Linked DNA regions of Homo sapiens: all the other regions are linked to region 1. Evidence: chromatin loops called from intact Hi-C (ENCODE). Cell type or tissue: CD4-positive, alpha-beta T cell. All regions are shown on one strand. Links, peaks and the distances in the headings refer to the core of each region. The heading gives the core; the rest is flanking DNA. Region 1 overlaps CRY1 (cryptochrome circadian regulator 1). Region 2 overlaps CRY1 (cryptochrome circadian regulator 1). Region 3 overlaps CRY1 (cryptochrome circadian regulator 1).

Region 1 (11,128 bases), core at 2,577-7,576:
AGGGAATTAATTCCTTTTTATTGAATTAATGTTTTGATTTTTACTTTTTGCTTATAGGTTCAACGTGCATATGTTTAAAAAAAAAAGGCTAAAAGGATATACAATTAAAAGCATGTTGTCCCCCACCTTCACCCTAACCATCACAACCACAGTTTCTCTGAGGGAGAAGATTCTTCTGTCATTAACTAGCTGAGTTACTTAATTAGTGTCTCAGGTCTTTTGGTTCTAGTACAGCAAGTAGTGAGGATTTTTAATAGGTAATTAATCTGGTTTTCCACATTGGAGGTAAGGCTAGTTTAGACCTGGTAACAGTACCCTTAGTTAATTGGGATAGTTGTGTCAGTGGCTCCAGTACTGATATCTCCCCTAGTATGTATCTTTCTTCTGTGTCATTCACTCAATTTATTCTGTTTATAAGGAGTAGATTCAGGAATGGGTCAGAACATTTTTATACACACTTAGGTAAACACATATATATCTAATAAACTATTGTCATTTTTTCTGGCGTTTTTTACTTAGTTTCTTTTCTAAGTTAAACTCTGACTTAATATAGGCTAACAAGATGGCTCTTTCTAGGCCCTGCAGAAACTTTTAATAAGGAGTTTAAATTATTGGTTTTAGAGACTAGGTGCATAATTAATATCTAGATTTTTTAAAAACATTCTCATTATATCTATTTCTTTTTTTAATTATTTCTATTTTTATTTTTATTTTTTGAGAGAGAGTCTTGCTCTGTTGCCCAGGCTGGAGTGCAGTAGTGCTGTCTTGGCTCACTGCAACATTTGCCTTCCAGGCTCAAGCCATTCTTGTGCCTCAGCCACCCACGTAGCTGAGATTATAGGCATGCACCACCACACCTTGCTAATTTTTGTATTTTTAGCAGAGAAAGGGTTTCGCCAATTGGCCAGACTGGTCTTAAACTCCTGGCTTCAGGATCCAGGAGTCTCCACCACCTTGGCCTCCCAAAGTGCTGGGATAACAGGCATGAGCCACTGTGCCCAGCCTCATTATATCTAAGAAACAGTGACACATGGCTAAAGTCTATAGATGGCCACACTGAAGCATTATAAAATGTTTTGTTCAAAATCACAGAATAAAAGAACATATAAAGCCACCATTTTTCAACAGTAAAATTTATATTATGCTTTTTTAAGTTACTTTGGATCTTGCTTTGTTAATTCATGACACATGCTTGATAGAATGTATTCAACAGATACTGATTGAGTGCCTGCTATATACAAGGCTGTGTCTGAGGTACTGGAGATACAGTAGTGAAACAAAAAATTTCTGTCTTCATGGTGCTTACACTGTAGTGGAAGGAGACAGATAGTAAACAAATAAGTAAACATGCAATGTCAGGTGGTGATATGTGCTGTAGAGAAGAGTAAAATGTGGGATAGTAAATGTCAAGGTGAGGGAAAGTTACTTTATATGGAATCAAAGAAGGCCTCACTGATAAGGTGACATTTGAGCAAGCATATGAAGAGTGAGCCATGCATCTGGGTTGTGGTATATCATATCCACAATATTTTGCAGCTCTTTCCGTCAAAAGGTAGAGTTTATTTCCTTACCCCATTGAATCTGACTTGCCCTTACAACTTGTTTTTAACCAAGTGTCAAAGAAGACATTGTGAATTCCAAATCCTAGGCCTTAAGCGACCTTTCAGCTTCTACTTTTCCCCTCTTAGGATGCTCCTTCTATCATGTAAGAAAGCCTGGGGTAGAATATCTAACTTTGGGAGGCCACATATAGAGAGTGGACCAAACAACAGCCAACACCAAAGTCTGAGATGTGTGAGTTTGACTATCTTAGGCACTCCAGCCCCAGCCAAGCTGCCAGCGAATTGCAGCCTCATGAGCAGATCCGAGTGAAACCAATAAAAGAACCATCCAGATACCTGACAGAATTTTGAGAATTAACAATTCCACTAAGCTAACTGCAACATGGGGAAGGAGCATGGAAGGCAGAGGAAACAGTGCTTAACAAAGGCCTTGAAGTAGACATGTGCATGATTTGTTTAGGGAACAACAACAAGGCCAGTGTGCTAGAGCACAGTGAGTGAAAAGAAGAAATGGCGTCGGAGAGGTGGCTGGAAGCCAGATCATAGGGCTTTATAGATCATGTTAGGAGCTTCAGCCTTTACTCGGAGTGAAATAGATGCCATTGGAGAGTTTTGAGTAGAAGAGTGACATGATTTAACTCATGATTTACAAGAATTTCTCTGGCTGTTTGTGGAGAATACACAGGGGATTGGAAGTGTTGTAGAGGCAGAAGCAGAAAGATCAGTTAGGAGGCAATGGCAGTTATTTAGGAATAAGATGATGATGACCAGGACCAGGGTAGCTGTAGAGGTGTTGAGAAGTGGTAGGGTTTTGGATATATATTTTAAATAGAGGCTGTAAGGTTTGCCTATATGTGATATATGAGAGTCAAGGATGACTCTAGGTTTTTAGCCTGGACGCATGGCAGAATGGATTCCCATTTAATGGAATAACAGACTATGGAGGAACAAGTTTAAGGAAAAAATAAGAAGTTCATTTTATAAATTTTTAGTTTGGGATGCCTTTTAGGCATGTTAATGTACATGTTGAGAAGGCATTCAAGTCTAGTGCTCAGGGAGAAGTCTGGACTAAATTTAGGACTCTTCAGTATATAAATAGTAGTTTAGACCCTAAGACTAGAGTTATGAAACAGAAGGAAAGGATGATGGATGGATGGATGGAAATTTTTAGAGTTTTACCTTCTTTGTATTTGGATTATTTTGTGAGGTAGCTTTACATTTTTATGCAATTATACTGTTTAATTTACTGTCAATTTAAAAAATAAATGCTTTCTCCTAGGACATATGTGATTTACAACTTTTAGTTTTACTATCAAATTTTACATTGCTTATTTTCACAGTATATTAATTATGACTTAAGAACTTTTTTTTAAAATTGTTTGGGAGTGCTATTTCTTTCTTTTGTTTTGTTTTATTTTATTTTTGTTTTTTGAGACCAAGTCTCACTTTGTCACCCAGGCTAGAGTGCAGTGGCACGATCTCAGCTCACTGCAGCCTCCACCTCCTGGGTTCAAGTGATTCTCGTGCCTCAGCCTACTGAGTAGCTGGGACTACAGGAGTGCGCCACCATGCCCAGCTAATTTTTGTATTTTTAGTAGAGATGAGGTTTCACCATGTTGGCCAGCCTGGTCTCGAAGTCCTGACCTTAAGTGGTCTACCTGCCTTTGCCTCCCAAAGTGCTGGGATTACAGGCGTGAGCCACCACGTCCAGCCAAGAACTTTATATTCATTTAGTTGTTCATGTTATCCTTTCTGATTAACAAGTAATTGTGATACACAAAAATAGATACAAATCTTATTGCTTAAAATTGCCAAGTGCTTGAGCCCAGGAGTTTGAGACCAGCCTGGGCAACATAGTGAGACTCTGTCTCTACAGAAAATTTTAAAAATTAGCTGGGCATGGTAGCATACACCTGTAGTCCCAGCTACTCCAGTGGCTGAGGTAGGAGGATCACTTTAGCCTGGAAAGTTGGAGGCTGCAGTGAGCCAAGATCATGCCACTCTACTCCAGCCTGGACAACAGAGCAAGACCCTCGCTCAAAAAAAATTGCAAAGTGAATATTCACTTACTCAAATGAAAATATGTTGGTGCTATTTGCAGTCTTACTGTTAAATCTAGGTATTGAAATTCAAAGGTAACTACGTGTTGCTTAAAATAAAAACCTGCTCTAACGAGTAGATAAGCCTGGACAACATGCTGAGACCGCATCTCTACAAAAATTTTTAAAAATTAGCTGGGTATGGTGGCGCATGCCTGTGGTCCTAGCTACTCAGGAGGCTGAGGTGGGAGGGATGATCACTTGAACCCAGGAGGTTAATGCTGCAGTGAGCTATATTCATGCCACTGCACTCCAGCCTGGGCAACAGAGTGAGACCTTGTCTCAAAAAAAAAAAAAGAGTAGATAGGGACTTCCATCTCTGGTTAAGATGTAAAAACTCACAATAGATCATTGTTTCCCATATTAACAAGGAGATGAAAGTGAATGTGACACAAAATTATAGAGGTCTTTTTTCCTCTTATTTTGTTTGAACCCGTTAGAGAATTGAGAAAATAAAGTCTTTAAAGGCTGGGCGTGGTGGCTCACGCCTGTAATCCCAGCACTTTGGGAGGCTGAGGCCGGCGGATCACAAGGTCGGGAGTGCAAGACCAGCCTGACCAACATGGTGAAACCCCGTCTCTACTAAAACTACAAATATTAGCTGGGAGTGGTGATGCACACCTGTAATCCCAGCTACTTAGGAGGCTGAGGCAGGAGAAACACTTGAACCCAGGAGGCGGAGGTTGCAGTGAGCTGAGATTGCACTACTGTGCTCTAGCCTGCGCAACAGAGTGTGACTCTGTCTAAAAAAAAAGAAACAAAAACACACAAAATATATATATATAGATACACCCAGGTTATATCCTAATGCTACACCATTCTACATAAGGGACTTGAGCATTTGTGAATTTTGGTATCCACAGGGGGTCCTGGAACCAATTTCCTGCAGATACCAAGGGAGGACTGTATATCAAAATTTACAGAATGCAGCTAAAGCAGTGCTTAGAGGAAACTTAATATTATAGCTTTCAATATTGTATTAGAAAAGGAAAAATCAAGAACTAAGTTTCTACCTTAAAGATAGAAAAAGAACACATTAAACTAATAGTTAGTAGAAAGAAAACAAAAAATAAAGAGGAACGGGAATCAATGAAATAGAAAACAATAAAGAAAATCAGTATGCATTAATTAGTTTATTATTTCTTAGTGCCAAACCCACCCTTCTTGCCCTACTGTGTGATACTGTGTCACAGCAGGAGAGAAGAAGCTTTTCTTCTTGATATACTTGTGCTTTTTTTCCCTGGGCTAGCAGATGAGTATGCCGGAGGATCAGTAGCATTCACCTCAGCAGCCCTCCTGAACCAGCCACAGCCTACATACACCCTCTGGTGAATTTCTGTGTAAGCCTATTTATACCCTCTGATAAGTTTCTATGCCACCTGGTGGACAGCTTCTACAGATAACCTGGTTAGCCCATACCTACCAGGAAGTTTCTCAGCCAACCAGCAGGTTATTGGTATGAAACACCTTTGGTCATTGCCCTCCGGTAAATTTCTTTACAGGGAAGGTTGTGTGTTCCTGTGGCAGCACGCTCCATCCAATGAGCCATGAATCTCAGTGGCTTGGTGGAGGGAGCTTTTGTTAAGTTTTTTATTCATTCCTTGTTTATTTTCCGTCCACATAGAGGTGGCAGCTGCTTTCTGCAATTGGTACTTTTGAACACCTTAGAGCAGTACCATCCAATAGAAGTCATGTTAAATTTAAAATTTTCTAATAGCCACATTAAAAAAGTAAAAACAAACAGGTGAAATTAATTTTAATGATTTATTCAACACAGTATATCTAAAATATTCTATATAAAAGTATTAATAAGCTATTTTATCTTTTAAAATAGCTTATTTTAAACGGAGTTTTAAAAAAATATGAAGTTCTTGAAATCTTGTATGTATTTTATACTTCCAGCTGATCTCAGTGCCAGCTAGTCACATTTCAGTGCTCAGAAGCCACACGTGGCCTAGTGGCTACTACCTACCATACTGAAGTGTAGCCTTATCTCCTGTTTTATTCCTTGTCATTGTTGACCACCTTTAGTAGCTAACAATTACAATTTTTGATACAGGCATACCTGGGAGATGTTACAAGTTTGGTTCGAGACCACCACAATAAAGTAAATATTGCAATAAAGCAAACATCACAATAAAGCAAGTCACAATTTTTTTGTTTTCCAATGCATATGTATAAAAGTTGTCTTTATACTATTCTGTAGTCTTTTCTGTGTGCAGTAGCATTATGACTAAAAAAAATACACACCTTAATTAAAGATATTTTGTTGCTAAAAAAATGCTAGTGATCATCTAAGCCTTCAGCAAGTCATAATCTTTTTTGCTGGTGGAGGTTCTTGCCTCAATGCTGATGGCTACTGGCTCATCAGGGTAGTGGTTGCTGATGGTTGTGGTGGCTATGGCAATTTCTTAAGACAGTAATGAAGTTTGCCACATCAATTGACTCTTCCTTTCACCAAAGATTTCTCTATAGCATGCAATGCTGTTTGATAGCATTTTACCCACAGTACAACTTTAAAAATTGGAGTCAGTCCTCTCAAACCCTGCCACTGCTTCATCAACTAAATTTGTGTTATAACCTAAATCCTTTTTTATCATTTTGATGATGTTCACAGCATCTTCACCAGCAGTAGATTCCATTTCAGGAAACCACTTTCTTGCTCATCCATAGAAAGCGGCTCCTCATCCATTCAAGTTTTATCATAAGATTGCAGTAATTCAGTCACATCCTCAGGCTGCACTTCTAGTTTTAATTCTATTGCTATTTCTACCACATTTGTAGTTCCTTCCTCCACTGAAGTCTTGAACCCCTCAGAGTCATCCATGAGGACTGGAATCAGCTTCTTCCAAATTGCTGTTAATGTTGATATTTTAACCTCCTCCCATGAATCACAAGTGTTCTTATTGGCATCTAGAATGGTGAATCCTTTCCAAAGATTTTCAATTTACTTTGCTCAGACCCATCAAAAGAATCACTGTCTGTGGCAGCTATAGCCTTACAAAATGTGTTTCTTAATAAAACTTGAAAGTCAGAATTATTCCTTGATCCATGGGCTGCAGAATTGATGTTACATTGGTAGGAATGAAAACAATGTTAATCTCCCTAATAAATCTCCATTGGAACTTTTGGATGACAAAGTACGTTTGTCTGTGAGCAGTGATATTTTTAAAGGAGTCTTTCTTTCTGAGTAGTAGGTCTCAACAGAGAGCTTAAAATATGTATAAACCATGTTGTAAACACATGTGCTGTCATCCAGGCTTTGTTGTTCCTGTTCTGCACAGGCAGAGTAGATTTAGCATAGTTCTCAAGGGACCTAGGAGTTTTAGAATGGGCAATGAGAATTGGCTTCAACTTAAAGTCACCAGCTATGTTAGCCCCTCACAAGAAAGTCAGCCTGTCCTTTGAAGCTTTGAAGCTAGGCATTGACTTTTTCTTCTTTTTTTATTTTTGAGACGGAGTCTTCCTCTGTCACCCACGCTGCAGTGCAGTGGCACGATCTTGGCTCACTGCAGCCTTCGCCTCCTGGGCTCAATTGATTCTCCTGCCTCAGCCTCCTGAGTAGCTTGGACTGCAGGCGTGCACCACCATGCCCGGCTAAATTTTGTATTTTTAGTAGAGACAGGGTTTCACCATGTTGGCCAGACTGGTCTCGAACTCCTGACCTCAAGCATCTGCCTGCCTCAGCTTCCCAAAGTGCTGGGATTACAGGCATGAGCCACAGTGCCTGGCCTGGCATTGACTTTTTCTGTCTAGCTATGAAAGTCCTAGATGACATCTTCTTCCAATAGAAGGCTGCTTCATCAACACTGAAAATCTGTAGTTTAGTGTAGCCACCTTAATTCATTATCTTAGATAGATCTGGATAACTTGCTACTTCTCCACCCAGCACTTGTTGCTTCACTTTGTACTTTTAGGTTATGGAGACAGCTTCTTTGCTTAAACCTTATGAACCAACCTCTGCTAGCTTCCAACTTTCCTTCTGCAGCTTCCTCACCTCTCTCAGCCTTCACAGAATCGAAGAGTGTTAGGGCCTCTCTCTGGATTAGGACTATGCTTTAAGGGAGTATTGTATCTGGTTTGATCTTCTATCCAGACCCCTAAAGTTTTCTCCATATCGCCATTAAGGCTGCTTTGTTTTTTTTTATGATTCATGTGTTCATTGGAGTAGCACTTTTAATTTCCTTCAAGAACTTTTCCTTTGTTTAGACATCTTGGCTAACTGGTGCAAATGGCCTAGCTTTTGGCCTGCCTCAGCTTTCTTTTTTGTTTTTTTTTTTTGTTTGTTTTTTGAGACAGAGTCTTGCCCTGTTGCCCAGGCTGGAGTGCAATGGCTCGATCTCAGCTCACTGCAAACTCCGCTTTCCGGGTTCAAACGATTCTCCTGCCTCAGCCTCCCGAGTAGCTGGGATTACAGGCACATGCCACCATGCCCAGTTTTTGTTTGTTTGTTTGTTTTTAGTAGAGACAGGGTTTTACCATGTTGCCAGGCTGGTCTGGAACTCCTGACCTCGTGATCCGCCCGCCTTGGCCTCCCAAAGTGCTGGGATTACATGCGTGAGCCACTGCGCCCAGCCTGGCCTGTCTCACCTTTCAACATGCCTTCCTCACTAAGCTTATTTCTAGCTTTTGGTTGAAAGTGAGAGATGTGTGACTCCTCGTTTCACTTGAACACTTAGAGACCATTGTAGGGTTACTAACTGGCCTAATTTCAATATTGTTGTCTCAGGGAATAAGGAGGCCTGAGGAGAGGGAGAGAGGGTGAAAGAGATGGGGGAAAGGCTGGGTAGGGCAGACAGACCACACTACATTTATCAGTTAAGTTCACCCTCTTTTATGGGTGCAATTCATGGCACCCCAAAACAATTACAATAGTAGCATCAGAGATCTCTGATAAAAGCTGGGTGTAGTGACTGGTACCTGTAGTGCCAGCTACTCAGGAGGCTGAAATGGGAGGATCACTTGAGGCCAGGAGTTCAAGACCAGCCTGGGTGATACAGTGAAACCACGTCTCTTAAAAAAAAAGAGAAGAGATCACAGGTCATCATAACAGATATAATAATGAAAAAGTTTGAAATACTGTGAGAATTGATAAAATGTGACACAGAGACACGAGGTGAGCACATGCTTTTGGGAAAATGGCACCAATAGAATTGCTTAGTGCAGGGTTGCCGTTAGCCTTTGATTTATAAAATGCACAATATCTGAGAAGTGCAATAAATAGCAAAGCACAATAAAATGAGTTGCCCTTGTAAATTTTTCATGTTCAAATTGCTGATGTGATTTTTGTCTCCTGTTAGTCAACAAAGCCAAAAACGGGTTCTTTGAAAACATTAATAAAATTGATAAACTCTTAATACTGATTCGGACAAAAAAGAAAGAAAATACAAGTTACCTATATCAGGAATAAGAAAGAGGACATCACTAGAGATTCTCCAGACTTTAAAAGCATAGTAAAGAATATCGTAAACACTATACTGTCAATAAATTATATATCTGAGATGAAAAAATTTCTTGAAAGGTATAATTTACTAGAACTCTCATAAGAAGAAAAAGAAAACCTGAATAGCCCTATATCTCTTAAATAAATTGAATTTGTAATTAAAAACCTTCCCATAAACAAACTTCAAGCCCTTAGATGGCTTTATTTTGAGTTATATCACACATTTAAGAAGGAAGTATTTCCTTCTTAAATTAAACTCTTTCAGAAAACAAGATTGAGATTACTTCCCAACTCATTTTATGAGGACAGCATAACCCTGATACCACAACCTGACAAGGAAAGTTTGAGAAAAAATTAAAAGTATAGCCAAGTGTCCCCCATAAACAAAGACTCAGAAATCACTAAATTGAATCTAGCAATATTTTTTATTTAAAAAAAGTTTTTTTTGTAAAGACACTATGTGGTCTCATTATATTTACCTAGGCTGAGCTCGAACTCCTGTGCTCAAGCCATCCTCCCATGTTGACTTCCCAAAGTGCTGGAATTACAGGTATGAGCCACCGTACCGGACCGTGAACCTGGAGATATAGAGATTTTATATATATATATATATATATATATATATATATATATATGTTTTTTTGTTTTTTTGTTTTTTCTGAGATGGAGTCTTGCTCTGTCGCCCAGGCTGGAGTGCAGTGGTACAACCTTGGCTCACTGCAACGTCTACCTCCCGGGTTCAAGCAATTCTCCTGCCTCAGCCTCCTGAGTAGCTGGAATTACAGGCACCCACCACCACGTCTGGCTAATTGTTGTATCTTTATTGGAGACGGGGTTTCACCATGTTGCCCAGAGTGGTCTCAAACTCCTGAGCTCAGGCTATCCGCCTGCCTCAGCCTCCCAAAGAGCTCACTGGTGTGAGCCACCGTGCCCAGCCTGCAATATTTTAAAATACTGCTACTTCAGGATCAAGTGGGGTTTATCTCATGAATACAAAGTTGGTTGAGCATTAAAAAAATCAATTAATATAACCTACTGGGTTAATAGGATAAAGGAAAAGAGAAATTATCTTAACAAATGAAGAGAACGCATCTGACATAATTCAACACCCGTGTATACTTTTTAAAAAGGTCTTTTAGCTAACTAGAAATTCTTTAAAGTGCTATATTAGTTTGTTCTCACACTGCAAATAAAGACATACCTGAGACTGGGTAATTTATAAAGGAAAGAGATGTAATTGACTCACAGTTTCACGTGACTGGGGAGGCCTCACAATCCTAGTGGAAGATGGAGGAGCAAAGGCACATGTTACATGGCAGCTGGCAAGAGAGCATGGGTAGGGGAACTGCCCTTTAAAAAAACCATCAGACCTTGTGAGACTTATTCACTATCATGAGAACAGCACGGGCGAAACCCACCCCCATGATTCAGTTACCTCCCACTGGGTCCCTCCCATGACATGTGGGGATTATGGGAGCTGCAATTCAAAATGAGATTTGGGTGGGGACACAGCCAAACCATATCAAGTGCTAAATAGCAATTTGATAAAGGAAGTCTACAAAAAAACATAAAATCTTACTTAAAGGTGAAACACTGAATGCTTTCTACCCAAGATAGGAAAAAACAAGGATATTTGCTTTTACAAATTACTTGAAGTCTAGCCAGTGCAGTCATGGAAGACAGAGTGTGGATTATTAGCTTACCACCTCATACCCCATCCCCGTATTCTTTATCATAGCATTTTTTTCCCTAATAGTTACGTATTCAGTAATTTACCTCTGTATTGCCACTCTTTCTCAATAAGCTCCAGGAGAGGGGCATCTAGCATAATATCTGTCATATAATTAGAATTATAATAAATACTTAGTGTATTACTGAATGCATTTAATTTTGGGAAACTTTCTCTTCCCTAGATTTTCATTTTTCTTTTGGAGAGATGTTCACTAATTTATCCCCAGGGAAGGAAAAGTGAATGATCTCATTGGTGAGTTTAGGAGAAGGAGCTGGGCTAGTTTAGCTGAGAC
Region 2 (11,128 bases), core at 2,706-7,705, 65 kb before region 1:
AGTTTGGCTTTTGTTGCCATTGCTTTTGGTGTTTTAGTCATGAAGTCTTTGCCCATGCCTATGTCCTGAATGGTATTGCCTAGGTTTTCTTCTAGGGTTTTTATGGTTTTAGGTTTTACATGTAAGTCTTTAATTCGTCTTGAGTGAATTTTTGTATACAGTGTAAGGAAGGGGTCCAGTTTCAGTTTTCTGCATATGGCTAGCCAGTTTTCCCAGCACCATTTATTAAATAGGGAATCCTTTCCCCATTTCTTGTTTTTGTCAAGATCAGATGGTTGTAGGTGTGTGGTGTTATTTCTGAGGCCTCTGTTCTGTTCCACTGGTCTATGTATCTGTTTTGGTACCAGTACCATGCTATTTTGGTTACTGTAGCCTTGTAGTATAGTTTGAAGTCAGGTAGCATGATGCTTCCAGCTTTGTTCTTTTTGCTTAGGATTGTCTTGGCTATACAGGCTCTTTTTTTGGTTCCATATGAAATTTAAAGTAGTTGTTTCTAGTTCTGTGAAGAAAGTCAATGGTAACTTGATGGGAATAGCATTGAATCTATTAATTACTTTGGGCAGTATGGCCATTTTCATGATGCTGATTCTTCCTATCCATGAGCATGGAATGTTTTTCCATTTGTTTGTGTCCTCTCTTATTTCTTTGAGCAGTGGTTTGTAGTTCTCCTTGAAGAGGTCCTTCACATCCCTTGTAAGTTGGATTCCTAGGTATTTTATTTTCTTTGTAGCAGTTGTGAATGGGAGTTCATTCGTGACTTGACTCTCTATTATTGGTGTATAGGAATGCTTGTGATTTTTGCTGATTGATTTTGTATCCCGAGACTTTGCTGAAGTTGCTTATCAGCTTAAGGAGTTTTGGGGCTGAGGCAATGGAATTTTCTAAATATACAATCATGTCATCTGCAAACAAAGACAATTTGACTTTCTTTCTATTTGAATACCCTTTATTTCTTTCTCTTGCCTGATTGCCCTGGCCAGAATTTCCAATACTATGTTGAATAGGAGTGGTGAGAGAGGGCATCCTTGTTTTGTGCCAGTTTTCAATGGGAATGCTTCCAGCTTTTGCCCATTCAGTATGATATTGGCTATGGGTTTGTCATAAATAGCTCTTATTATTCTGAGTAACGTTCCATCAATACCTAGTTTATTGAGAGTTTTTAGCATGAAGCGGTGTTGAATTTTGTCCAAGGCCTTTTCTGCATCTATTGAGATAATTGTGTGGTTTTTGTCATTGGTTCTGTTTATATGATGGATTACATTTATTGATTTGCATATGGTGAACCAGCCTTACATCCCAGGGATGAAGCTGCCTTGATCGTGTGGATAAGCTTTTTGATGTGCTGCTAGATTCGGTTTGCCAGTATTTTATTGAGTATTTTCATATTGATGTTCATTGGGGATATTGACCTGAAATTTTCTTTTTTTGTTGTGTCTGCCAGGTTTTGGTATCAGAATGATGTTGGCCTCATATAAAATGAGTTAGGGAGCAGTCCGTCTTTTTCTTTTGTTTGGAATAATTTCAGAAGGAATGGTACCAGCTCCTCTTTGTACCTCTGGTAGAATTTGGCTGTGAATCCATCTAGTCCTGGGCTTTTTTTGGTTGGTAGGCTACTAATTACTGCCTCAATTTCAGAACTTGTTATTGGTGTATTCAGGGATGTGACTTCTTCCTGGTTTAGTCTTGGGAGAGTGTATGTGTCCAGGAATTTATCCATTTCTTCTAGATTTTTTAGTTTATTTGCATAGAGGTGTTTATAGTATTCTCTGATAGTAGTTTGTACTTCTGAGGGATCAGTGGTGATATCCCTTTATCATTTTTTATTGTGTCTATCTGATTCTTCTCTCTTTTATTTATTAGTCTGTCTAGCAGTCTATCAATTTTGTTAATCTTTTCAAAAAACCAGCTCCTGGATTCATTGATTTTTTTGAAGGGTTTTTCGTGTCTCTGTCTCCTTCAGTTTTGCTCCGATCTTAGTTATTTCTTGTCTTCTGCTAGCTTTTGAATTTGTTTGCTTTTGCTTCTGTAGTTCTTTTAATTGTGATGTTAGGGTGTCGATTTTAGATCTTTCTTGCTTTCTGATATGGACATTTAGTGCTATAAATTTCCCTCTTAACACTGCTTTAGCTGTGTCCCAGAGATTCTGGTATGTTATCTCTTTGTTCTCATTGGTGTCAAAGAACTTACTTACTTCTGCCTTAATTTCTTTATTTACCCAGTAGTCACTCAGGAGCAGATTGTTCAGTTTCCATGTAGTTGTGTGGTTTTGAGTGAGTTTCTTAATCCTGAATTCGAATTTGATTGCACTGTGGTCTGAGAGACTGTTTGTTATGATTTCCGTTATTTGCATTTGCTGAGGAGTGTTTTACTTCCAATTATTGGTCAATTTTAGAATAAGTGCTATGTGGTGTGAGAAGAATGTATATTCTGTTGATTTGGGGTAGAGAGTTCTGTAGATGTCTACTAGGTCTGCTTGGTCCGGAGTTGAGTTCAAGTCCTGAATATCCTTCTTAATTTTCTGTCTCATTGATCTAATATTGACAGTGGGGTGTTAAAGTCTCCCACTATTATTGTGTGGGAGTCTAAGTCTCTTTGTAGGTCTCCGAGAACTTGCTTTATGAATCTGGGTGCTCTTGTTTTGGGTGCATATATATATTTAAGATAATTTGCTCTTCTTGTTACATTGATCCATTTACCATTGTGTAATGCCCTTCTTTGTCTTTTTTTATCTTTTTTGGTTTAAAGTCTGTTTTATCAGAGACTAGGATTGCAACCCCTAAGCAGCTTTAGTTTTAAAGCTGCTTTTATGTTTTTAGATATCTTTATAGCAACACCCCATTCCTGGTACCAGTTTTTTGTGTTTGTCTGTCCCCATGACTCAGATACCTCTTGCTAGGCTCCATCTGCAGTATTAGAGATCAAGTTTTAACATGGGATTTGAAGGGGACAAATATGTAAACTATATCAGGCACTAATCCCTCTCATGACAGTACAATGCATATGACCAAATAACTTCCTAAATGCCCCACCTCTTAATACTGTAGCATTGAGGATTAGGTTTTAACATGAATTTTGGGGGAACATAGACATTCAGACCATAGCAGGGATGTATTCTGTATATAATCTCTCTCTCACTTAACAGATAGTACCTTCCTGAAGAGAAGTTGCCTCTTAAATCAAAAGTTTATTTTGTGTCCCTATCCATTATAGGCAGTATTATTGATGCTGGGTATACAGTATTGAATAAAACAGAAAAAGTTGCTGCCCTATTCCAGTGGGGGGAAAACGGACAGTAAGACAAAAATAATGTATCAGGTGGTGGTAAATTCAATGGAGAGAAATAAAGCAGAATGTGAGAACAGGGACCTAAAGGAAGAGGAAACAGGCTATACATGTATCTGGGGAAAGAGCCTTTTTGTGTTCTCCACAGCATAGTGGCTTATACATAGTAGGCATTAAATATTGTTTTAATTTTTCTTATAAATCTAAGGTTGAGGGATAGGACAGCTACTTTATATAATTTATATGTTAATGTCTATCTTAAACTCATAACTTAAAAAAAATTCTCAATGAACAGATTTGTTTTAGAATTTAAACTTCAACATGTTCATTACACATTTGAAGCTATGACTTGTAAGCTCTCTTAATTTTCAGTAACCAAATCTATAAATGTGCCTACATCCTTACTAGTTCTTCCTTCTAGTATACAACTTCAGTGGAAGAGATACTGCTGTCTCTTTTCAAAACGAGTTTCTTCTTCTGTGCTCCATTTCAAAGACTTTGCTCATTTTTTATATTTATTCTTACCTTTTCTTCTACTTTTTCTTCTTTTTAGGTTGCCTCCAATCAACATTTAAACATGCTTAAGATCAAATTCTGTAAAACATACACAACCTGTAACAACAAAGGAACAGAACTTAGCATTAACTGTGTTCCACTCCTGCAACTATGTATCTCAGTTTCTTTGTAGCCAATTTCTTGAGCAAGATGTCTAATAGTGGCTGACTTCATTTCTTTATATTCTACTTACCCTTGAACCCAATCCAAACTAAGGCATGTCCGGCTTCACTCCCACCCACTCTACCAAAACTATTTTTATCCAAAGGATACTTTAAATCTGCCCATTCCCTGACTTTTTTCTTTTTTTCTTTTTTATTTTTTTTTAACAATGTTTGACACATTTGACCACACCTTCCTCTTCTTCCCTTGGCTTTATTAAAGGACTCTTCTGTGCTTTCCTGCCAGCGCTATTAGTGTTCTTCCTTAGCTTCTCCTTTTCTGTTCAACCTTTAAATGCCCCTGAGGTCTGTGATCTCCACCCTCTTTTCATTTCACATATTTCTAGGCAATCTTATCTCCTCTCATAAAGTCCGTTACCATTTACTCGTCTATGCCCAGAATTCTCAAGTTAGTGTCTTCAGCGCAAATCTCTTTCCTGATCCCCGGACGTGTGTGTGTGTTTGTATGTATCATATATACCCATTTGCCTGCTTGAATATATGACATTACCTCAAACTCAGCTTGTCCAAAACAGAGTTCATCTTCATCCTTCTCTATTGCACAAAAACAAACAAACCCCAAACTGAGTTTTCCTGTGTTTTCTGTCTTCACAAATGATACTTCCATTTGCCCATTTGAGTCCTTACTGTGTGCCAATTACTTGCTAATTTCTGTGGATAGCATGATAGTCAACAGGTAATTTCTCTGCCCTCAGGGAGTTTATAGTACAGAGGAAGATTTATTCAGAAATAAAATAGTTACATAAATACATTCTTCCCTCTCCATTGTCTCTTTAGCCCATATCACCATTCTCTTTGCCTAGGTTGTTTGGGTAGCTTACAAATCATTGTCCCCCTTGCCCTTCTCTAATTCATTCGCTACACAGCAAGTAGAGTGATCTTTTTAAAATTGCAAATCTGGTCATGTCATTTATGCTTTAAAACCTTTTAATGACATTTCTTTACCCTTAGGTTAAAGTTCAAAAAGCCATAGCATGGTTTCAAATCCTTGTGTAATCTGGCCCTCTGCTTCTTTCTAGTCTCTGGTGATTATTTCACTGAGGCAGTTAAACTGAAACTTGAAGTGTAAAGTGGATCTTAATAAGCAAGGCATGGAGGGAAGGGAATTCCAAGCAGAGAGAAGCAAATTCCAGACTGAAAGAATAGCTTAAGGAAAGGCACAGTATTCTGATAGTGGTGAGGAGGCTGATGTAGCTGAGTCATGTGGTGCATGAAAAGATAGGAGATGTTGTTTAGTACTTTTTTGTTTGCTAGTTGGTTGCCTGAGTCAAACAGGCTTAAGCAAAAAGAAAGTTTATTGGTAGATGTAATTGAATAACCTAAGGGAAACTGGCTTTGGACATCGCTTGATACCAGGACTCAGAAGATGTTACCAGGATCACATTTCTCTTTGCATCTCTGAACTTCACTTATTCTGCCTTGACTTCTCAAATAGGCTGTCCTCTGGTGGCAAAATATAGCAATAACAATGGCATTTATCTCAGCAAAAAGCATACACCTTTGGCCCAGAAGTCTCAGCAAAAGTCTTATGGCACTTCATTGGCTCTTTTGGGCCAGTTTCTGAACTAGTCATCATGAGTTTATGATTGTCTTAGCTGAAGTGTGCTTCACTGGTGGAATCAGCTTGACTGAACTGAAGTAACTGAAGTAAAATGAGTAGGAAGTAGGTGGATATCCTAAAACAACATTGTTGCCTATTATATAAGAACTCAGATAAGTGGGTATAGTTCAGAAAAGCTGCCCTTGTTTGGGGAAATATAAATTTAGCAGCTGAGTGAATGTTAGAAGAGAGAGTCAAGATACTAGTTTGGAGACTTTATCAACAGTTCAAGTGAAAGATAATACAGGCTTAAACAAGGGGAAAGGCTATGAGGAAGGGGAAGATATAAGAGGAAGCCTGTAGAGGTACAGTGAAAAGCTTAGGTGACTGCCTGGAAAACACAGTTTCACAGAGGAGGAGGGTGAGGGAGAAAGTAGAGTGTAAGATCCTCATACTTTGTGCCTCTGTGACAATTAGACATTAAGTTAGGAAACACAGAAATAGACCATAGGTAGGTGAGGAAAAGAGTGAGTTTAGGTTGTTGACCAATTTGAAGCACTGCTAAGATATCAACATGAGAAATGGAGAAAATAGAAATTTCACTCTGGGAATTATAGACATTGGATCTGTGCATATGGGAATAATTCCTGTATAAGTAATGGATGAAGCATGCCTGGATGAGATTGGATACAGCCATAAAAAGTTATGTTAGTCAAAAGCCCAGTGAAAAAACTCAGCGAATACTATGTTTAAGATGAATAGGAGCTGGTGAAGGAGGCGAAAGAGAACCAGAGAGGTAAAAAGAGGATCCAGGAGAGTGCCATATTATGGAAACTGAATGTGGCAAGAGTGATTTTACCTTGCACTACAGGAGGCAGGTTAGGATGAGTTTTGACAATTATGTAGGAAAAATTATCAAAGACTTAGAGGTGGGAAAAGGAAATTATTGCATATCTAGAATGCTAGATGTTGTTTAGAGGACCCTCCAGGAGTTATATGATTCTGATTAAGGGATATGCATCTTTGTATTTGATTGACAAGGCTGTTTCACAACTCTGTAAAAAGGGATAAAAGTTAAGTTGTAGAAAACTGAAAGCAGTACAAATGTTTTCTGCCCATACCAATGCAAATTATGTTTGTGCCATGAAAATGAATTTTGTAAGTTGAGAAATAGTAAATCAGATTCTTATTTGAATCAGTTTTAACATCTTATTTCTTTCTTCCTTAATCAATGAATTACGTAAATTTTTTGCCAGATCTTCATTTCATGTTTGTATGAGAGTCATAATTTTACTGTTTTGAAAATTATACTTTATCTGTTACAAAGGCTTTTGGTGAACTTTGAGATAACACTTCAATGTAGGTGTAAGGATAGAAATCAGATTGTATAGGATGTTAACAAAGGTGTGTGTAGCAGGTGAGGGGAGGGGAGTGGGGGAAATGATTCAGGTTGGAATGTGAGGGGGATTTTTTATGAGAGAGGTAAGAAATTAGCTCAAGGCATAGGTTCTGAACAGGCTGAGGAAAAGTGAATTTTGGTTAGATAACTAGACTTTTAGTCAAGACTGAGCATAGTGTATTCACAGGATGATAAATAAATAAAATATATAGATAACTTTTAGTCAAGACTGAGCATAGTGTATTCACAGGATGATAAATAAGAAATAAAATATATAGATAAGGTGAGGCCTGAATATGTAATTCTTTGAATGACAGACTGAAGTAAGTTTAGAACATCTGACTGTACTAAGACCTACTTTATAATTCTTACTTTCCTATTAAATGGCCGTGGGACTGACCTTGGGTAAATCTCTCTCCCTTCATTTAGTCATTCAGGAAAACATTCAGTGAGAGCCTGTTATCTACCAGGTACTGTGCAAGTCATTGGAGATACAAAGATGAAGGTTATGGTTCTTGCCTGTAAGGAAACTTTCACACCACTAAAGGACAATTAGAACATACAATGTTAAAAAGGACCTCTGTGGAAATCTGCAAATACAATTGTGAAAGCACAAAGGAAAGACAACTTTAAAGGGGTGGGAAAAGGGGTAAAGGTGATGAGTGTGAGTTCTAGAGGTGTGTGTGTGTGTGTTTGTGTGTATGTGTTGGGGAGTGCTGGGTGTGAGATATGAGACTGAGAGAGGAGGAATTCTAGAATGCTTCTGTAGTAGGCCGTTCTTGCATTGCTATAAGGAAATACCTGAGACTGAGTTATATATAAAGAAAAGAGGTCTAATTGGCTCATGGTTCTGCAGGCTGCTCAGGAAGCATAGCAGCGTCTGCTTTTGGGGAGCCTCAGGAAGGTTACAATCATGGTGGAAGGCAAAGGGGGAGCAGGCATGTTGCATAGCAAAGGCAGAAGCAAGAGAGTCGGGGGGAGGTGCTACACACTTTTAAATGACCAGATTTCATGAGAACTCGCCATTGTAAAGATGTACCAAAAGGGATGATGCTAAATAATTCGAGAAACCTGCCCTTTTGATCCAGTCACCTCCCAGTAGGCCCCACCTCCAACACTGGGGATTACATTTCAATATGACATTTGGGCAGGGACACATATCCAAATTAGATCAGCTTCTTGAAGATACATGAGTCAGTGTACTTACATGAAAAGAGAGGTTTTTTTTTTTTTTTTTCTTTGAGGCAGGGTCTCATTTTGTCACGCAGGCTGGAGTGTAGTGGCATGATTTCAGCTCACTGCAACCTCTGCCTCCTGGGTTCAAGGTGATTCTCTTGCCTCAGCCTCCCGAGTAGCTAGTGGAATTACAGGTGTGTGCCACCATGCCTGGCTAATTTTTGTATTTTTAGTAGAGATGGAGTTTCACCATGTTGGCCAGGCTAGTCTTGAACTCCTGACTTCAAGCAATCTGCCTGCCTCAGCCTCCCAAAGTGCTGGGATTACAGGCATGCACCACTGCGTCCAGCCTGAAAAGGGAGTTTCTAAGAAATCGTCTCTTATGTGACACCATTGGAACCTGCAGTTACTTGAAAAAGGAAATCATTTAAAAAAAAAATAGAAAAGTGTGCATTAATTTGATAGTTTTTGATGTAAGGCTTGATTCCAGGTCTGAGTTCTTTTGCTCACTTCTTTATCCACATTTATTCTTTAGGTGATCTCATCTAGTTGCATACTTGAATACCTGATAATTTCCTATCGTGTATTACCTGCACTGGCCTCTATCTTGAATTCCAGATTTGCCTATCTAGTATTTTTACTTGGATTCAAAATAAGCATCTTAAGCTGATTTTGTCTCCATCTCCTCTACCTCCCATGGCTTCTCTATATCACAGTAAATGTCAACATTCACCTAGTTCTGCAAAAACCCAGGAGCTACCCTTTCTTCTTTTTGTACTCAAACTTCATATCTAGTCCTAAAACAATTGTTAGAGCTTTTCCCTTCAAATTAAATCTCATATCCATTCAAATAACACCCTCCCACTGCTATCATAATATCCAGGCCACCAGCATTTTTTACAAGATTACTGTAAAAGCCTCCTAAGTTTTCCACTTCCATTTTTGTGCCTACCTTTCCCATCTGTTCCATGTGGAATTCAGAGTAATATTTTTAAAACCATAGTTAGGTCTGGTGGCTCAATACGTGGCACAGGGTGGGTGTCAGTATGTCCTTGTGTATTGAATGTATAAATGAGTATTGTTCTGCTGATTTTGCTGATGGAATTTCAAGTTGACTTTCCTGTGTAAATTACACCCGCAGACTGATATTGCCTATTATTCGTTAAAGTTGATTAAAACCTTCAAGACCATGGTGAAGCAAACTTGAATACAGAATTCCTTTAGTACATTTTTTTCTTCCCATCTAGTTTAGCTGTCTTATCTACAGATAGTTAATTAGACAAACTTTTTTGGTGATTCACCTTTTATCAAGGCTTTTTGAAGCATTCAGTTTCATTTTCTATAAAACTTTACTTTTTATATTCTCAGTTTATATAAAATTTAAATTACGTGATGAAAATAAGTTCAGCTGGCATGAACGTGTTTGAGAAACACAACTGACTCTTCATATGTCTAGAACTTTAACTGATTGGAATAGGAATTGGACTTATTAGAAAGCAGTAGCCTATTTTATTTTTGTCAAACTGAAATTAGCCATGTCCATCAGTCAGCATGGCCTCTGTATGCTTTGCACAGGGTATAGAAGGCATTTGGTTATTTGTGTGAATTGATAAATTGGAGATCACTAGTAGTTTTTGTTTTTTGTTTTTTGTTGTTTTTTTTTTGAGACAGAGTTTCACTCTTGTTGCCCAGGCTAGAGTGCAGTGGCACGATCTTGGCTCACTGCAACCTCCACCTCCTCGGTTCAAGCGATTCTCCTGCCTCAGCCTTCCAAGTAGCTGGGATTATAGGCATGCGCCATCACACCCGGCTAATTTTTGTATTTTTACTAGAGACGGGGTTTCATCATGTTGGCCAGGCTTTTCTTGAACTCCTGAACTCAGGTAATCCACCCGCCTCAGCCTCCCAAGGTGCTGGGATTACAGGCGTGAGCCATCGAGCCCAGCTTAGTAGTTTTAATGTATGTTAACTACATAATTGCCAAGGTCCCTTCTAGTTCTAGAATTGTATGATTTCTGTGATGGTAATACCAAAATAATTTTTAGTATTATAAAAGATATAACGATAGGTTTTTGAAATTTGACATAAAATTCATTCTCAAATATTTTTATTTGGTTTGGGTTGCATATTTTAAATAATTGGATATTAGGGTTTCCTAGAGATTAAAAAATGCTATTTAAAAAAAAGAGAATTCTATTGACTCTGGTTACTTTTGCCATTTTTATCTTATCCTATCTGTCTTCTCAATAGCAACAGCAACAACAAATTAAATATCTTAATGACACGTATTTTTATTTAGTTTTCTTGTTTTAAGTGATGTAGGCCAGCAGGAGTTAAAAGGCTGTAATAGAATGACTTAATATTAAATTACTGTGCTACAGTGTATATGTCTTAGAGAATGTGCTGCCAAGCCTTTTATTGGTATTATGTATGGTATGGGGTCAGATTCTAATTTTGAGGTTAAAATACCCTTTTTAATTGTCTGGCTTAGTGTTAATATTTTTTGCAATTAGGGGCATAATTTGGGGTAATGTGGGAATAGAAAGGAAAGATTGAATGAAAGGAAGATAATTAAAAAGAAGAATAACCATCAGAGTAGAGTGACATGTAGGTTTTTGGAAAAGGAGGAGTCACTGATTATATTTTGAGATCCCATGAAGAGAGACATAACAAAGTTAAAAGGAACTAGTTTAGAAATTAGGATAAGCTTAATTTTAGGTGTATCAAAGTTTGTTTTAGGTGTATTGAGGTTAGGGTAACAGTGGGATATCCCGATACAGTTGGTTAGCAGGGACTGAAGCTAGGAAGAGAAGTTGGGACTAGGTGTGTATTTTTAATTGGAAACAGTCTTTTGAGAGGTGATAATTAAAATTAGGGTAATGGGTGAGAATACTGAAAGAGGAGCATATAGCAAGACAAAAGGAATGGCAGTCTTTTCTATTTTTTTGAAACGGACTCTGTCTCAATTGGTCGCCCAGGCTGGAGTGCAATGGT
Region 3 (11,128 bases), core at 2,014-7,013, 53 kb before region 1:
TATACTACTTGAGCACAAGTTTCCATGAAATACTCCTATATTCTTCCAATGCTTTTTTTTGTTTGTATGACCTAGTTTGAGTAGATTTCTGTTCATTGCAGTGAAACAATTCCTGACTTAGATCATCTTTGACATACTTTTTATTTCATTTGTGTTTATTGGTTATTCTAGGTTTCTTGTCAGTCAGTTTGATAATTGAATTTGCTATTAATGCATATTTTCCTAAAATACCTGCCGTTAAATCTAGTCTTCCATTCTCACATGTATTGCTAAAGTTGTATACCATATCTTTTATTTAATAAGTACCACAATTGCTATGATAGTCCCTTTCTTACATTACTAATAGATATTTATTTTTTTCTTCTTTTTCTTTCTTCGACTTGCTAGATGTTTTTATACTTTATTGATCTTTTCAAAGCATAACTCCTATGGAAGGAATAAAGAATATTGTCAAAGAGTTACCTCCACAAAAAACATCAGGCTTAGATAGTTTCATAGTTGGGTTCTACCAAAGTTTAAGAAACATGTGACTTCAGTGATATATAAATTGTTCTAAAACATGATAAAAGAAGAGGAAACAATGTGTAGAATTATCAAATAGGATACAGAAGCATATTTTAAATGTATATCCTACATTCATGTTGAAAATGCAGGAATAATTCAGTATTGGAAATATATTAATATGTCATTATATTAGTAGATCAGAGTATAATTATATGATCACTTCCATAGATGCTGAAAATACTTTTGATAAAGTTCAATATTTATTCCTAATAAAATTTAGTACTAAACCAGAAATAGAAGGCTACCAAATCAGCTCAAAAGTCAGCATCATGCTTAATGGGTAAAATTTAGAAGTTCTACAAAGTCTGGAGCAAGATACAAATGCTGGCTGTCATCACTATTACTTATTGTGCCAGAGGTACTAACTAATGCAGTATAAAAGGTATAAAAATGGAAGAGGAAGTAAAATTTATTGCTGTTTTTAGGACAATATTATTATATCCCAAAATATCTAGGAGAATCAACTGAAAAGGTACTATTAATAATAAGAGAATCCAGGCCGGGCGCTGTGGCTCACGCCTGTAATCCCAGCACTTTGGGAGGCCGAGGCAGGGGGATCACCAGGTCAGGAGATCGAGATCATCCTGGTTAGCACGGTGAAACCCTGTCTCTACTAAAAAAAAAAAAAAAAAATTAGCCAGGCATGGTGGCAGGTGCCTGTAGTCCCAGCTACTCAGGAGGCTGAGGCAGGAGAATGCTGTGAACCCGGGAGGCAGAGCTTGCAGTGAGCCAAGGTCGCGCCACTACACTCCAGCCTGGGCGACAGAGTGAGACTCCATCTCAAAATAAATAAATAAATAAATAAATAAATAAATAAATAAATAAATAAATAAAAATAAGAGAATCCAGCGATGTGGCTAGATACAATTTTTATTAGCCTTAGGTGCAGAGAATTAGTTTAAGACATTATCATTACAGGTTTATGTAAGGTCTCTTCCTTGTTTTCTTTCTTTAGCCTCCTTTATTCCTATTTGAATTTCCCTTCTCCCATACATAAATGCATTGTTTGTTATACAGTATACATTGTGGTTATATTCTAATATATTTATCTTTTTGTAACTGTGTGTTCATGCAAAACAGATATTGTTTTATGTGCATTTATTTTTAACTTACATAAATGCTATTGTGTTGTATTTCTTATTCTGTTTTTTTCCCACAAGCACTAAATGTCTAAGATGTACTCATGTTGATACTGCTAATCCATTGCTTCTAACAGCTGTATAATGCTCTGTGAGACCTTTACCATATTATATCTGTTATCTTAATGATAGCTACCTGTTTACTTCTAGTTTCCTGACACCACAAATTGTTCTGCACTGAACATCCTTGCACATGACTCTGTGTTAAGTATTTGTTTGGAGTGTATATACAAATCAATAGAATTGCTGGGACATAGGTTAGCCCCATATGTAGTTTGACTAAGAAATGCCAGATTGCTATTCACAGTAGCTGAACAAGTCTATATTCCCACTAACAATGCATGAGTCTTCTCATATCCTTATGTCCCAACATTTAAAAATTATCCAGCTTTATAAACTTTACTGATCTAATAAGCATAAACTGATGTTTGATTCTTTTAATTTGTACTTTTCTAGTTACTAAGTTTGAGCATTTCTTATACATATTAGTTTTGGAGGTTTTTCTTTCTGTAAATTACCTTTTAATTGTCTTGTTCATTTTTCTGTTGATGTGCTGTCTTTTCAGTTTTATTTGTCGAAGTTTAAAGTATATATATGTATATATACTTTATATATATACTTAATATATATTACATATATACTTTATATATATACACTATATATACACTTTATATATATACTTTATATATATATACTTTATATATACTTTATATACTTTTTATATATATACTTTATATATATATACTTTTTATATATATACTTTATATATATATACTTTATATATATACTTTATATATATATTATATATATACTTTATATATATAATATATATATAACAAACAATGGCTACAGGCACCTGAAAAGATGTTCAACACCATTAGTCATTAGGAAAATGCAAAACAAAACCACAGTGCAATACCACTTCATATGCACCAAAATGACTATTATTGAAAAAATTTTATACAAAAAATTAGCTGGGCGTGGTGGCGGGCGCCTGTAGTCCCAGCTACTCGGGAGGCTGAGGCAGGAGAATGGTGTGAACCTGGGAGGTGCAGCTTGCAGTGAGCCAAGATTGCACCACTGCACTCCAGCCTGGATGACAGAGCAAGACTCCATCTCAAAAAAAAAAAAAAAATTTAAACGGAAAGTAATTGTTGGCGAGGGTGTGGAGAAATTGGAACCCTTGTACATTGCTGGTGAGAGAATAAAATAGTACAGCTGCTGTAGAAAAATTTGCCATTTCCACAAAAAGTTAAACATAGAATTACCAGCAATATCACTCACAGAATTCCAAAAGAATTTAAAGCAGGCATTCTAACAAAAACTTATACATGAATGTCCATAGCAGCACTATTCACAATCACCAAAATGTGGAAACAACCTAAATGTCTGTCCACTGATGAATGGATAAACAAAATATGGTCTCTTCACATGATGGAACCATAAAAAGAAATGAGATACTACAACATGGATGTCAGACACATTCTAAGTGAAAGAAACCAGACACCAAAGATCACATATTATATGATTCCGTTTATATGAAACATCCAGAACAGGTGAATTCATAGAAACAGAAAGCAAATTAGTGGTAGCTCGGGGCAGGGGGAAAAATAGAGAGTGATTCCTTAATGGGTACAAGGTAATCAGTACAGGGTTTTCATTTGTGATACAAATGTTTTGGAACTAGATAGAGGTGATAGTCACAGAGCATTATCAATGTACTCATATGCCACTGAATTGTACATTTTAACATTATTAATTTTGGGCTGAGTGCGGTTGCTCATGCTTATAATCTCAGCACTTTGGGAGGCTGACAAGGGTGGATCACTTGAGGTCAGGAGTTTGAGACCAGCCTGACCAACATGGTGAAACCCTGTCTCTCCAAAAAAAATACAAAAATTAGCGGGGCATGGTGGCACATACCTGTAGTCCCAGCTACTCAGGAGGCTGAGGCAGGAATTGCTTAAACCAAGGAGGCGGAGGTTGCAGTTAGCCAAGATCATGGCACTGCACTCCAGCCTGGGCAAAAGAGTGAGACGCTGTCTCAAAGAAAAAATTATTAGTTTTGTATTATATGTATTACAATTTTACCTCAAAAAATTGTAATCAAATAGTTTCCCTATATATCAGAGATTGGCAAACTTTTAATGTAAAGGGCCAGATGATAAATATTTTAGGTTTTTCAGGCCATATGATCTCTCTCTCAGCTACCCACCTCTCCTATTGTAGCATGAAACTAATTAGGATGTCTGTGTTCCAGTAACACTTTATTTACAAAGAAGGCAGTGAGCTGGCTTGACCCATAGTTGGCTGGCCCCTTGCTACATATAAGCAACCAGTTAGCAAATATAACAGGAAGAAAAATTCTGTGTATAATAGCAACAAAGAGAAATACAACAATCTAGAGATAAATTCAGATACAAAGAGAATGATGATTGGATCTTGTTCTCTACTGAAGCTCTTGTTCTTATGGAATAGTTAGGAACTGACTGCCTTATGGCCCATGGAACATCCTCGGTTGAGAACATCTGTCAGAAGGAAACCTATAAATTATCATTCAGTCAGTTTCAAGATTCCAGCCTTGTCACAGACTCCTGTTCATTGTCTTCCTTCTCCTGTCCCCTACACTTTTCCAACACCTTCTTCCCCCCATTAATCTGCAGTCTGGTATCTTTCTGTATAGACTGTTATTTACTCCTAGTCATGGAAGGGCCTCTTTTCCAGATGTCACAGATTTAAAATGTGAAAAACAAAACTATAAAAGTAGTAGAAGAAAACTAAGGAAGTTTTTTTTTTTTGCCTTTGAAAAGAGAAAAGTCTTCCTAACATGCAGTCCTAAAATCAAAAAGAAAAGATTGGGAACTTTAGATAATCATAAAAGTTGTGCATGCCGATATCACCATGTCAGCATCTAAAGACAACATCCCAAGGGATAAAAGGGAGTCTGTGAGATAAAATTTGATTTCCTTAATATATAAAATTCTCTTGTGTATCAGTGAATTATGAGTTCCAGTAGATTGTACCTTTTGTCAATATAGAGTCGATAGTATAGACTAAGTAAGGGCTGGCAACTTTCTTGAAGAGTTAGACAGTTAATATTTTCAGCTTTGTGAGCCACACATAGGGTCTCTTTCTCATATTCTTCTTTTTTTTATGCAGCCCTTTAAAAATTAAAAGCCTTTCTTAACTTGTGGGCTATACAAAAACAGGCCACAGGTCAGATTTGTCCCATGGGCCATAGTTTGCAAACACTTCTGTAGACTATTTCCTATTTGTTTTATTGAGTCCTTTTGAGAGACCAAGGTGGGAGGATTGCTTGAGCCCAGGAGTTCAAGACCAGCCTGGGCAACATAGTGAGACTCAGTCTCTTCAAACAAACAAATACATAAATAAAATTAGCTGGGTGTGGTGACATGTGCTTGTAGTCGCAGCTACTCAGGAAGCTGAGGTGGGAGGATCACTTGAGCATGTGAGGTCGAGGGTGTGGTGAGCCATGATCTCCAGTGCCACTGTACTCCAGCCTGGGCAACAGAGCAAGGCTCTGTCTTGAAAAAGCAAAAACAAAACAAACAACAGCAACAACAACAAAATTAATCTAAGCCAGGCACAGTGTTGCATGCCTGTAATCCTAACAATTTGGGAGGCCGAGGCGGGTGGATGTTGAGCTCAGGAGTTCGAGACCAGCCTGGGCAATATGGTGAAACCCCATCTCAACAAAAAATACAAAAATTAGCCAGATGTGTTGGCACATGTCTGTAGTCCCATGTAGTCTCTGTTACTTGGGGAGCTGAGGCAGGGGGATCACTTGGACCTGGGAGGTCGAGGCTGCAGTGAGCCGAGATCGTGCCACTGCACTCCAGCCTGGGTGTCAAAGTGAGACCCTGTCTTAAAAAAAAAACAAAAAACAAAACTTAATCTACCATCTAGAAATAACCATCTTAAACATTATGTAAATCATTCTGGGTCTCTCTATGTACATTTAAAGATAAAAGGATGAATGGATATAGAGAAATGAAGATGGGATCATATTATGTACACCATTTTAAAATAAAAAGAAGTAAATTTACTTGAATATAACAAGGAAGTAAAATGTAAGAATAGCTAAACTTAGGATAAACTTTTAAAAATTATTTTAGAATTATGATTTTACTGAACTGTAAAGTTGGTGTTGGGGGATGGGCAATAATCTTCACTTTCCCAGTTTCGGACTAATCAAAGGAGAGATGCACACACACAAAGGAGGGTTGTACTGTCAGAAATAATATTCACTTTATTCCTAGTAAAAACTAGGTTGTACGACTGTGTAGTCAGAATGAGCCTTATGATACTTTATTTTTGAATTAGACTTATTTAGCAACATAGTCATAGACTGTGCTTGTCAACCACAGCAGGAGTGGATAATGCCTCTATAATTTTACTGCATGGGAGAATAGAAACTACATCCTATAGGGCTGGGTTGAGCATGTGTACTTCCTTGTTTTTTAATGCAGAGGCAGAGATAAATTGAAGATGTTCCTTTTACTTTTTCATCTTGGTTGTGAAGTAGAAATTGCTTCCATTTATGAAAATATGAAATGTTAGGAATAAGTGTCTCATTTTGGGCAACGTCCAATTTCCTTATCTTTCATGGTATGGATCATTTAACATACTGTATTTCTTTCTACCACCAGTGCCAGATTATTCTTACTTTGTTGAAGTTTATAATAGTTCTGTTTTATTTTGTTCTATACACCAAAATTCCCAGTTATTTTTACTCTTTTTTTTTTGAAACAGAGTTTCGCTCTTGTCACCCAGGCTGGAGTGCAATGGCGCAATCTCAGCTCACTGCAACCTCAACCTCCAGTGTTCAAGTGATTCTCCTGCCTCAGTCTCCCGAGTAGCTGGGATTACAGGCGTGCACCACCACGCTTGGTTAATTTTTTTGTATTTTTAGTAGAAACAAGGTTTCACCGTGTTAGCCAGGCTGGCCTCAAACTCCTGACCTCAGGTTATCCGCCCGCCTTGGCTTCCCAAAGTGCTGGGATTACAGATGTGAGCCACCGCGCCCGGCCTTTACTCCTTTTTTTTCAGACAGAGTCTCACTCTGTCGCCCAGGCTTGGAGTGCAGTGGCATGATCTCAGCTAACTGCAACCTCTGCCTCCTGAGTTCAAGCAATTCCCATGCCTCATTCCTGAGTAGCTGGAATTGCAGACGCGTGCCACCATGCCTGACTGATTTTTGTATTTTTAGTAGAGATGGGGTTTCACCATTTTAGTTAGGCTGGTCTTGAACTCCTGACCTCAAGTGATCCACCCCTCTTGGCCTCCCAAAGTGCTGGGAAAATGGTGTGAGCCACCATGCCCAGCCCATTTTTACTCCTAAATAAATTCAGAACTTATCAGCAGTCCTTTTATCTCCATTTATCTGTTGTTTGGCTTGATATCATTGTCCAGCTTTTGCCCCTCCCTCAAGTTCTTTTAGTTAGAGAATGTCTGTTGCTCCATTAGCATGATAATCTGGTGGAATTATTTTTCTTCTAACATATTTGTGAATACTTTTTCTATTCCATTTGTTGTGTTTACTGTTTGAAGTTTACTAATTAAGTTAGATTGGTTTTGACTCTCCTGTCTTTTTGTGGTTTCTGTCATTTCACTGTTTTTCTTTCAAATTATTGTGATCTCCTAGAAACACCTACATGTCATAGTTATTTGGCGATATTGTGTGGATTCTGCCCATTTCTATTTCTAAGTTATTCTGTATTTTGATTTTCAGTTTTGTTAGCTTTGTGGTCTTTTTATGTGCTTCCACTGTTGATGATTTTTGTCTTCTGTTTTAACTTTATTGAAGACTGCCAAACTGTTTTCCAAAGTAGCTATACCATTTTGCATTCTCACTGACTATATATGAGACCAGCTGCTCCTCATCCTTGTCAACATTTGGTTTTGTCAGGTTTGTTCTTTCCCATTCTAATAAGTATGTGGCGGCATCTCATTGTGGTTTTAATTTGCATTTTGTTGTTGTCTGTTTTAATGTACTTATTTTCCATCTATATATCTTTGGTGAAGTGTGTTACTCTAATCTTTTGCTAATTTTTTATTGGGTTGATTATTTTCTTATTACTGAGTTTTGAGAGTTCTTTATGTATTCTGGATATTGTCTCTCTTTGCCTAGTTTATTTCACTTAGCATAGTGTCTCTACATGCATTCACATCACAAATGACAGAATTTTCTGCTTTTTAAAGGTCGAATAGTATTCCATCCCGGTCGTAATAGAATATTTCTATAATTACAGAAAGTTCTCTCATAACCCTTTTTGAGTCAATCCATTCAGGGAACTTAAAAAAAAATAAGTATACTCTCAGTTTCTACCCCAGATCTATCAAAGAAGTAATATCCAGGGTGGCGCTTAGGAGATTTATTTTGCAAACCCCTGTCCCCCCAACCCCAGTATGAATATAATGAGCCCTGATTAAGAACTATGACCCAGCTGGACGCAGTGGCTCATGCCTTAATCCCAGCACTTTGGGAGGCTGAGGCGGGTGGATCACATGAGGTCAGGGATTCGAGACCAGCCTGGCCAACATGGCAAAACCCTGTATCTACTAAAAGTACAAAAATTAGCTGGGCGTGGTGGTGCATGCCTGTAATCCCAGCTACTCTGGAGGCTGAGGCAGGAGAATCACTTGAATCCAGGAGGCGGAGGTTGCAGTGAGCCGAGATCGCACCACTGCACTCCAGCCTGGGCAACAAGAGCAAGACTCTGTCTCAAAAAACAAACAAAAAAACAAAAACTATGACCCAGCTGGGTTATATATTGCATTTACCACATGGCCTAGATTACCCTGTAACATATTTGCCCCCTAGCCTGTTGCATTTTCTTTCCCTTTAATCTCCATGTCAGCATTGAAAAACTTGCCCCAAACATAGCTTTAAGTGGTGAGGCAGGGAAACAAAAGCAAAAGAACTCATATATTAGAAATCCCTAATTCTCCTGAGTTCCAGTCCTTTTTATCTATTTGTCAGGTAATTGACAACTCAACCAAGAATATTTAAAACCAAATTTATTTCTTAATTAATAGCGTATCCTCTCAGCTCCTAAGCTAGAAACTTAGTGCCATTTTTGAAGTTTCCTCCTCTTCTTGGATGTAAAAATCCTATTGGTTTCCACCTCTAAAACAGCTTTAAGTCTGTTCCATTTGTGTACACTGCATTTCTTGCTTAGAATATTAAGACTCCAAAATGGTGTCTTGAGTCTTCTTAATCCAAGATCTTCCTCACTGCTGGCACAGTTTTGTTTCTAAAATTGAGTTCACAAACTGGGAAATAAAGAGAACACCATGAAATACATATTTTTAACTTAAAAATAAATAAAGTTTTGTATAAAATCAAATACTACCTTATATACACAGTATCCTAGTATAGCAAATGTCAGAGAAGCAAATGATAGTCAAGTTTTAAATTGAGAAAAACTTAATCATTAATGAATGTTTTAGGAAGTAGGGAAATATTTGCCAAAAAGACTGAAATTCACTTATGAAGCTATTGACTGGACTGTTCTGGAAGAAGAGGCAGAATAAGCTATTTGACAATATTCTTTTATCGTATGACGTTATGGATAATCCTGTATTCATGGTATACAATGTAAAAGAGTCAGTACTGTTAAATACTGGCTTGAATATATATTTCCTTTTGTTTGAATGCAACTCCCAGTGTGCATTGTAGAAATGAGGTATTTGTACTTCTATGGTGTATGTATGAGGGAGATCTGCAAGATAACTTACTATTTTATCACAGAAAAACCAGGAGAAGAAATTCTTAGTTTAATGATTCTTTTGTGACTTTTTTTAGACTGGAAAATATATATTATGTCAGCGCTGACACAGTACTAGCTTTGAGCATCAAGGAAAAACTAAGTTTTAAGTGATAGTAGAATAAAATAACTTGTACTGTAATGTAATTGCTGACATTGTTTTATTCAGAAAAAAGAGTTGGTAGTCAACATTTTGCTTCCTAATCATGATTAATTGTTGAATGTAATACAAATTATGAATATAATTAAAACTATAATAATCAAGTGAAAATTGTTTCATCTTCCTGAAAATATCTTGAGTCAAGGCTTTGGTTTCCATTTCTGAAGTATATTATAAAAACAAAAGGTGCTCATGTAAGTTTTTGAAATATAGGATGAGATGAAAACATTTATTCATAATACGATGTCAATAAAAAGTTACTTCTGTGACTTTTTAGTTTCCGGAATAGAGCCAAAATAGGATTTTTAATGTTGAATGTTGAGGATAAGATAATAGGGTTTCTTTTCTTTTTTTTTTTCTTTTTTTCTTTTTTTTTTTTTTTTTTTGAGACAGGGTCTTGCTCTGTTGTCCAGGCTGGAGTGCAGTGGCACAACCTTGGCTCACTGCATCCGCCTCCACTTCCAGGGTTCAAGGAGTTCTCGTGCCTCAGCCTCCCAAGTAGCTGGGACTACACCACTGTGCCTGAGTAGATAATAGGATTTCTAAAGATTGAACTGTGATGGTGAAGTTTAACTCCTTCCCAGCATTGGATAATTTTGATCACTTGTTTAGAGAAAGAAATTAATGATATGCTAGTGGATATGGTAAGAAAAATGTGTATTTTTGTGCATTGAAATAGGATTTGAAGAAATATTTTCCAAGTCCAAATGCAACTAAAGAATGTATTAGGGGCCGGGCGCAGTGGCTCATGCCTGTGATCCTAGCACTTTGGGAGGCTGAGGTGGATGGATCACTTGAGGTCAGGAGTTCAAGACCAGCCTGGCCAACATGGTGAAACCCCATCTCTACTAAAAAGACAAAAAAATTAGCCGGGCGTGGTGGTGGATGCCTGTAATCCCAGCTACCCAGGAGGCTGAGGCAGGAGAATTGCTTGAACCTGGGAGGCAGAGGTTGCAGTGAGCTAAGATCACGCCACTGAACTCTGTACTCTAGCCTGGACAACAGAGTGAGACTCCATCTTAAAAAAAAAAAAAAGACTGTATTAGGAATCAGTTTATTACTATTTCCTGAATTGAAGCATTTGGCTGTCAGCTTTTTTAGGGTTCACTGAATTAACTTCTGAGTGCTTATAGTAGTGAGCCATCACTAATAAGGTAAAGAGACACTGGTAAAATATTGTGGTAGAAAACGATCATTGTTATTATTAATTAAAATATGTTTACATTTTATTAAACATTTTAATATATTTTCTATTAATTTACCTGAATTTAGTGGTCCACATATATGTTAAATAGTTGTTATAGCCATAGATCCTTTAATGAACTTTTTAATAAAAGTTTGATAAGAAATAGGAGTTTAATAAACACAGACTTCCAGCTTTTTGGGAATCTCAGTAAAGAGAAATAATTTTTTTTGTTTGTTTGATTTTTGTTTTTTGAGACAGAGTCTCACTCTGTCACCCAGGCTGGAGTGCA

What was found. A loop is a pair of places that touch in the nucleus more often than their neighbours do. Peaks named below come from ENCODE experiments on the same cell type or tissue, not always from the same donor. Only the 100,000 strongest peaks of a DNase experiment are listed, where the experiment ranks them.
Region 2: it touches region 1 in a loop (2.4-fold over the local background); 3 of 110 quality-filtered maps call a loop at or near these places.
Region 3: it touches region 1 in a loop (2.1-fold over the local background); 5 of 110 quality-filtered maps call a loop at or near these places.

Annotation. Positions count from the first base shown.
Region 1 is chr12:107,008,175-107,019,302 of GRCh38, reverse strand. The region is part of intron 2 of CRY1 (cryptochrome circadian regulator 1); the gene reads left to right. Among named protein-coding and RNA genes, the nearest start is that of MTERF2, 27 kb to the right of the region's middle. In CD4-positive, alpha-beta T cell, for the core only: no CTCF peak of the experiment used is centred there; a DNase peak (open chromatin) is centred at 5,032.
Region 2 is chr12:107,073,686-107,084,813 of GRCh38, reverse strand. The region is part of intron 1 of CRY1 (cryptochrome circadian regulator 1); the gene reads left to right. Among named protein-coding and RNA genes, the nearest start is that of CRY1, 14 kb to the left of the region's middle. In CD4-positive, alpha-beta T cell, for the core only: CTCF peaks have their summits at 5,238 and 5,492 (motif pointing left); a DNase peak (open chromatin) is centred at 5,473.
Region 3 is chr12:107,060,937-107,072,064 of GRCh38, reverse strand. The region is part of intron 1 of CRY1 (cryptochrome circadian regulator 1); the gene reads left to right. Among named protein-coding and RNA genes, the nearest start is that of CRY1, 27 kb to the left of the region's middle. In CD4-positive, alpha-beta T cell, for the core only: no CTCF peak of the experiment used is centred there; no DNase peak of the experiment used is centred there.